3 separate regions of the Mus musculus genome follow, and regions 2 and 3 are each linked to region 1. The links are chromatin loops, found by intact Hi-C in ENCODE. Cell type or tissue: gastrocnemius. All regions are shown on one strand.

What was found. Hi-C counts contacts between places; a loop is a spot of excess contacts. Peaks named below come from ENCODE experiments on the same cell type or tissue, not always from the same donor. Only the 100,000 strongest peaks of a DNase experiment are listed, where the experiment ranks them.
Region 2: it touches region 1 in a loop (2.8-fold over the local background); 22 of 42 quality-filtered maps call a loop at or near these places.
Region 3: it touches region 1 in a loop (3-fold over the local background); 2 of 42 quality-filtered maps call a loop at or near these places.

What each region holds. Positions count from the first base shown.
Region 1 is chr17:87,664,526-87,667,025 of GRCm38, forward strand. No RefSeq gene overlaps it. Among named protein-coding and RNA genes, the nearest start is that of Msh2, 6.8 kb to the right of the region's middle. In gastrocnemius, a CTCF peak has its summit at 1,100 (motif pointing left); a DNase peak (open chromatin) is centred at 1,095.
Region 2 is chr17:87,600,942-87,603,441 of GRCm38, forward strand. It overlaps Gm46609 (predicted gene, 46609), which reads right to left. Exons shown (of 3, transcript NR_169183.1): 3 at 1,342-2,065. Among named protein-coding and RNA genes, the nearest start is that of Gm46609, 11 kb to the right of the region's middle. In gastrocnemius, a CTCF peak has its summit at 1,152 (motif pointing right); a DNase peak (open chromatin) is centred at 1,150; H3K4me3 peaks cover 702 bases; H3K27ac peaks cover 1,402 bases.
Region 3 is chr17:87,280,698-87,283,197 of GRCm38, forward strand. It overlaps Ttc7 (tetratricopeptide repeat domain 7), which reads left to right and starts at 2,189. Exons shown (of 20, transcript NM_028639.3): 1 at 2,189-2,500. It overlaps 4833418N02Rik (RIKEN cDNA 4833418N02 gene), which reads right to left and starts at 2,117. Exons shown (of 5, transcript NR_015506.3): 1 at 1,477-2,117; 2 at 1-65. In gastrocnemius, no CTCF peak of the experiment used is centred here; DNase peaks (open chromatin) are centred at 1,502 and 2,140; H3K4me3 peaks cover 2,085 bases; H3K27ac peaks cover 1,945 bases.

The DNA.
Region 1 (2,500 bases):
CTTCATCCTGTTGCTTAAAAGCAACCTTTGACTTTGTATTTCAAGCAGATCAGTTACCTTCATACAGGTTCACCTTCAGCAAGGCTCAGTCATGGAAGTTATTCATCTATGAAGAGATGCATTGAGTGCATATTGCGGCTTTGGTGTGAATGGGAAAATGGTGTGCTATGAGGGCTGGCAGTCAAAGACGGGCAACTGATGATTCTATGACTCTTTTATCAACCTGAGACAGAGGCATGTGCCAAGAGGCCGTGTTTGTTCAAAATAAACACTAGAAGGTCGTGTTTGTGCAAATAAACACAACCAAGCTATACATGGCCTCCAGGACAGGTAAGATTGAACCTAGGCACAGACCACCACCCACCATAATTCCCAGTTGGAAAATAATAATAATAATAATAATATATTAAATAAAAACCAATAATAAGCAAATTTTATGCCCCAGTCCAGCTAATTTTTAATAAATAAAAAAGGAGGAACTGTGCTGTTCCCCCATCCTTGAGCAGGCTGGCTCAGACCTTGTCTGCCAGTTGGCCAGCTCACATAGGGTGGAGTCTTCTGATCTAGGTGAAGTCTATTGTCCTGTCACCTCTGCAGCATCCTGCCACTACCTGCTGAGCAGCTCAGCTTGTCTTCCTGACTAGATCCTGGCAAAGTGGGGGATGGGTTTTCCCCCTTTCAAATCCGACCTTAGAATTAAACACTGAGCCTTGATCAGAGAACTTTGTCTTGGCTCGTTATTTCTCTCGCCGTCTTTCCCATCCAACCCCAGCTTTCCTTTCAGGAACCCAGTAACCCGTGGCCGCTGGCGGTTATAGATCTCAGGGAGTTTGTCTCCATACTGAGTCCCACACCAGCCAGAGAGCTACTTTTCCCCAGAAATCCTTTCTCAAACAAAACAAAACAAAACAAAACAAAAGCATCCTATAGGATTGCAGCAGCAGGGGTGTTGGTGGCCCCATGAACTGGAGGAATCCTGAGGCTGTGAGTGCTAGAAAAGCCACCCATGCTACATCAGCTGGAGGGTGCAATAGCCCCAAACATCTATCAGAACCAGGGAACAACTTTCCCTTGCTGGGCCTCTCTAGCACCCTCTGCTGGTACTGCTTCATATCTACGTGCACATTTGGAATTGGTACATTGAACACACTGAGTTCTGTTCGGAAGCTACCCCTGCTAAGGTGTGTGCCTATGCACGCTCAGTACATGCTCTCCAAAGCCTGTTGTGGTGATGTTGCTTCAGTCCCCACCTAGGATGCTTTCTGTACATTATCTTTGGTGTCTCCTGGTCATTTGTCACTGTATCAATCCTGAAGTGCTACCGTTTCCAGAATCTGTTCTTTGTTTCGTTTCTCTTGCAGGAGGGTCCTGTCCATCTTGCCTTAGTTATCTAGATGAGTAGATAGCAGGTGAACAATCTCCATGTCTCCTCTTCATACTGAGTTCCCAATTGTTTCACATAAGTAGCCTTTAGTGATCTCATGCCTTCCTCCACAAATCCATTTCCTGTCTTCAGTTTTGGGATTAGACTCAGTCTACGCATGCGTACAGGCCTGTGTGTGTGTGTGTGTGTGTGTGTGTGTATGTATGTGTGTGTGTGTGCGCGCGTGTGTGTGTGTGTGTATGTGTTTGTGTGTGTGTGTGTGTGTGTGTGTTTGTGTGTGTGTGTGTGTGTTAGGCAGGTGCTCTACCACTGAGCTATAGCCTCTGCCCCATTTTACCTCAACGGCTTGGTGGCAAAGACCTTCAGCATTTAGGATGTAGGCACCAGAAGGTCCCTGTGAAGTTACAGCCCCTTTGAACTCCAGGGCTACCTGGTGAGACCTCACCTCCAACACTAAAACCCAGCAAAACAAAATCAAAGATGTATTGGTTGCCTCACCAAGAATCTGTTGGGAGCCATTAAGGCAACGCTATTGTCCTGATCTCTGAATTGGGCCTCTCCCCCCAAGAAGAAAAGAGGGTCAAAAGCGGGCCACCGACACACCGCTCTGAGAACAACCACAGATTGTTCCAGCCCTAAGTCAGCGCCGGATGTCCTGACCTCAAGATACCCTGATACCGCCAAGTTCCTGCTTCCCGGTGTAACTGCCTAAGAATGTGCAATTCTATTGCCCCCCTCCCACTGATAAATATTTCTCCTTTTGCTTGTATTGCCCCATCCCTCCCGCTGATAAGTATCTGTACTTCCCCGTTTCCTTGTGCAATTCTACTGCCCCATCCTTCCTGCTGAAAGGCACTTCCCCTTTTGCTTGTGTATTTAAACCTTGGGCCTGGCTAATACATTTTGGGGGTCTTGATACAACTTCAGAACGGTTTCCGTGTCGTTACTCGTACAAGACCCTCGTCTCTCTCTACCCCCCATTTGGTTCTTAGGAGGAGGTCCCCTCGAGACCCTTGAATAACTGGACCTGCTGGACGGGTCAGAATCAAGCCCCAAATAGTCTATGACTTACATTATTTTTAGTCACTAGCTCCATTCTTCATCAGGAATTCATGT
Region 2 (2,500 bases), 64 kb before region 1:
GAAATCTAACCCAGATCCTCTACAAAGAGCAGCCAGTCCTCTTAACTATCAAGCCATCTCTCTAGACCCACCTACCTTCATTCTCGTGAATTGGAACTATACAGCTGAAACCAGTATAAATTTTATCAGTGTCTCTAAAATGCTTGGTTAGCAGGGCATGGTGGTGCACACCTGTAATCCTAGCATTCAGGATGCTGAGGCAGGAGGACTGCTGGAACTTTGAGAACAGTTTGGGCCACATATCAAGACACCATCTTTTATTCTTTAAAAAAAAAAAAAAAAAGCCTAGACATTGGGCTGGGGCTAAGAGTGGCTTTCAGAGGTCCTGAGTTCAATTTCCAGCAACCACATGGTGGCTCACAAACATTTGTAATGGCACATGTACACACACACACAAATTAAAATAAAAAGGCAATAAATATGTTTGGTGACTTTTTTTTTTTTTTTTCGAGACAGGGTTTCTCTGTGTAGCTCTGGCTGTCCCGGAACTCGCTTTGTAGACCAGGCTGGCCTCGAACTCAGAAATCTGCCTGCCTCTGCCTCCCAAGTGCTGGGATTAAAGGCATGCGCCACCACCGCCCGGCTTTTGGTGGCTTTTGTTAATACTCTAGCATAGCATCAGGCAACTTGAAGGTATCTTTTTTGAGATATTTGACCATCCAAGTGCAGCTACATAAATTCTAATCTCTGCTGGGCCCTATCTACAGAAACTGGCACTGCTTTGCTTAGCAACTGTAGGGAAATCTCCTTTGGAGAGATTCTAGGAGTGGTAGGGAACAAGACAATGGAGACTCTCACCACGCCCTGGAGGCCGCAGCCTCACCGGAGAGAACTGCAGAAGATTGCCCGGGAACCTGGAATCCAGGAGGTGGGTGGAGCTGGCAGCCATTGTTCTTTGAACATTCAAGGCCCTGGAACCTAATTTGCTAAACTAGAGCTCAAGACATAGATATCCCTGTTTAAATTCAAAGCCAAAAGACACCCAGAGGTTTTTTGTTGTTGTTGTTGTTGTTTTTTTTTTTTTTTTTTTTTTTTTTTGAGAGTCTTATCCTGTTTCTTAAGCGATGTTCCCGCCATAGGCTTCCTAGGTAGGGGGTCAGAGTCCCCCACCCCTCACCCCCGTGCCTTTCAGCCGCTATACCGCAACATGGCCAGCAGGAGGCAGCACTACATATCAGAAAGGCAGAGAACTACCAACGTAAAAAAATAAGAAGAATTGAAGCCTTTGGAGCAGCTCTCTGGTTTCATAATGTTGTCTGGGGAGGGGGGAGGGGGCGGCTTTGCTTTCTTCTGCTGCCTAAATCTGGGAAACCTAAAGCCAGTTGGGAATAATTCTGCTGCTTTTTGTGATAGAGGAAGCTGATTTATTCCCTCATGCGCATGGGCATGAGCAAAACATGACCACCGTACAAGAAGGGCATGCGCGCGTGTGCTCGAGCCCCCCCCCCCCCCAACACACACACACTTCCTCTTCCTCTGTCTAGAGTTTCTCTTCCCGAGCCACTTTAAATTTGCTCTGTAACGCAAGTCTTGGCTCCCTGTTAAAGGAATGCTAGGGATCAGTGAGTAGGGTAGGGAAAACGTTATTTTCAGGAAATGCCCAACCATCCCAACATACCTACGGTCAATCCTACTTTGAAGGCAGGTCAAGCCAGTATCTGATTTCTGAGTTCCTGATCCAGAAAGACAAGCAGCTCTAACTGCAGGCCCAGTCTCCCTGCCTGGATCCCCCCACCGTGGAATCTCACCGAGCTCCCACTCTTCTCAGTACTAACTGTAGAGACTTTCCAGGCCTGTAGTCAGAGAGCTCGGGGTGACTGTCCAACATAAATGCCAAAGAAGTCCCTGTGCGGGATGCTGTCTTTGCCCTGCCCCAATGGGCATGTCCAAGCTACTGTTTGGAGACTTCGAGTTCACCAGGCCCTCCCTCTGCCCTTTGAACCTTCCTGGAGCCTGTGGCTTTTCTCTGGTTCTTGGATGGTTAAAGGGGCATTTCCATTCCGCCTGCTTTCCTCACCGTTGGCCTCTGTGTCTCAGGTGGCAGGGTGTGGTCCCAGCTAGAGGCCTAAATGAAAAGGAAAGACAAAGAAGAAAAAGAAAAAGAAAAGGAAAAAAGAAAAAAAAAATCCCATTCATCATTCATGACGATCCCACAAATGAATGTGACCATTCACATTTTAACAAGGGGAGCCCCCACACCCCAAGGCATTGAACTGTACATGTACAGTGGACTCCAGCTTTTAGAGACTAAATCAGCTAGTATCTATCTACCCAGAGGGCAGCTGTGGTAGGCTGGCCGGCTGTGGTAGGGCAGCCCTCCGCCAACCACCGTTTCCTTCTCAGCTCATGCAGTGACCTCACTCTCTGGTCTGTTCACAGGCTCTCCCACGAAGCCTTTGAGGTTCGTCAGCTTCGCCTCAGCCGCTCCGAGTGTACACTGGCCTGAGTTCTGGGGAGCTACCTCAGCTCTGGTTTTCTCTCCATCCATGGGCGTGGGGCC
Region 3 (2,500 bases), 380 kb before region 1:
AAGATGCACACTTCTGCTCATTGTGGAGGTGCACGCCGTTTGTATCAGCACTCAGGATGCTTGGTCTACACGGTGAGTTCCAGGCCAGACAGAGCAACATAGTGAGACCTGTCTCAAACAAAATACCAACCTGCCCCCCAACCCCCCATACTTCCTCCATGAACTTCATTGTCTTTCTTAGAAACACTAATAAGACTGTTGGGGTCAAAGCTGTTCCTCTTCATGTGGAGCAGTAAAATCATTGGGAGACCACCACGATGTTGGCTAGCAGCTTTGGTAAGCTGGCATCAGAGTGGTCTTGACTAAAGTTAATCCTGAATTTGTCTGTGAGATACAAGATTATGTAAATTAAATAAATAAATAACATTACTTTTCTTTAAAAAAAAAAAAAAAGGATCTTGCTATGTATCCCAGGCTGGCCTTGAATTCTTTTTAATCCCCCTGCCTTTAGTTTCCAAATACTATGACAGCAGGCGTGCACCACCACATGCAACAAACCCCACTTGCTACTTGCCTTTTATCTCACCAGATGTTATTAATGCAGTCACAGCTCTGTGACTTTTTCGTTTGTTCTTTTTCCTATAGGTTTCCACTCTCTCTTCCTAATGCTGGTCATTAGAAGATGAGGATCTTGGCTCTGCTAGCAAAGAGCTGAGACGCGGTCAGGCGCCTGGAGGAACACTTGCTTTGTATCTGAGGCACGAACTCTGTGCCCTCCCGTGCCCACACTCAAACTGATGATAGAGTCAAACAGACAAGAGCTAATGCTCTCTGCAGCCAGTCCTCCAGTATTTGCAACCGTGGTTGACAAAAGAATGGGAAGAAAAGATGGGGTTTCTTTGTTTCTATCAGTCTACCCTTCCCCTTTCTGTCAATCCTGCTGTTCCCTCTGGCCCCAGGGGTATCTCCCACTAACACTCTGACTAGGTAAATTGAAAACGCATTCTCAGGATACCCAAGTCAGTCTTTCACTCTTTCTGCCTTCCCCAACCCTCTCCCCACCCCATCCCCCTGCCCCACCGCCTCCGTGAAACCTAGTTCTGCAGAACCTCAGGTTCTGCACACAGGGGCAGGGAATCTTGCCTTCCAGGGAGGAAGGGGGCTTCATTTCGATCACACGGAGGAGCTGAAGTTTTGATAGGGACCGGCCCTGGTAATGGGCGTCAGGAGCCTGTGCTCTGATAGACCCGAAAACCTTAGTTCTGTACTGAAACTTGAAGCTGTAAATTTCCCGGCAGCAAGGGGCAGGGAGTGGAAGGACCTCCCGGAGAAGTAGAAAGCGGTCAGTTTCGAACTACTGAAAAGCTTGCCTGAAATCATTCTCGAACGTTTTCGGAATGGACCTCACAACAAGTGACTTAAGTACAGGCCCTGGGGATTTTTTTTTCAGTGTTGGCTGTGGTTTTAGCTACATCCTCAATTCCCAGGCAGGATTGACAGCTCCAGTTTCACCGAGGGTGGGGTCACGATACTTGCCTTCTAGCCAGGGTAGTCCTGGCTCCGCCCTCCAAGCCCCGCCCAGAGTCCTTTGAACTTCTGGGCACCGCTGGCCTTAGAGCGGAGCAGAGCGGAGTCGGGCGCTCCCTGGAGTTCTGATCAGCCTTTAGACACCAAAATAAAGTAGCAGCAAGTGGAAAATCAGCTGAGATCCTCTTTTAGAACCCAGAGTAGGCATTCCGATGGAAAGAGGAGTCCGGCAGTTAAAACAAACATAAACCCTCTCCGAGTTGGGGACATCCGAAGAGCTTAGGGACTTGCCCCGGCCGGTCTATCCGCAGCCCTGCGGGCGGGCGCGTTGCATCCGACCCGGATCCGCCAAGAGCCCGGGACCAGGACTGTCCTGTCGGCCGCTCCTCGGATTTGTGACGTGCCTCAGGCTGTGGCGGTGACGGGGCCACCACACAAAGCCGGGCGGTCCGGGCGGAGGACCCCAGGCCAAGAGTCCTGACGGGATGGGGAGGGAACGGGGAGCGAGGCGCCCCCGGGCTCCCGGGCTCCCCGCAGCATTAAAGTGAGCACCCAGTCAGCGGCGGGGAGCCGGCGGAGGGCGGCCCGAGATCGCCGTGTGCGCGCTTGGCTTCTGTGGCCTCGCTGGCGGTCGGCTCGCCTAGCCCGGCGGGGGATAGCCACGCCCACTTTGGGGTGGAGCCGCGGCCCGGGGAGGTTCCGCTGTTGGAGACGCCCGGGCACGGGGCGGGAGCTGTGGCAGCAGCTGCTGCACAGGAGGAGACAGCAGCGTCAGGAGCTGCTGCAGCAGCGGCGGAGGCTGCTTCTGGACGCCTTGGGGTCGCGCAGCCGCAGCCCCAGTCCAGAGGCTCCAGGCGGTGCGGTGGGCGCTGCCGCCGCCGCTGCTGCTGCTGCTGCTGCGGGCCCCTTGCCGTTACCCGGGCCCCCTCTGCCACCCGGGCCCCGGATGCCGTCTGCACTCCCGTCAAGCCTGCTGGAGAGTGCTCCCCAGCCTGGACGCCGCCCCCGGCCTGGTCTCCACTCCTCCGCCGCA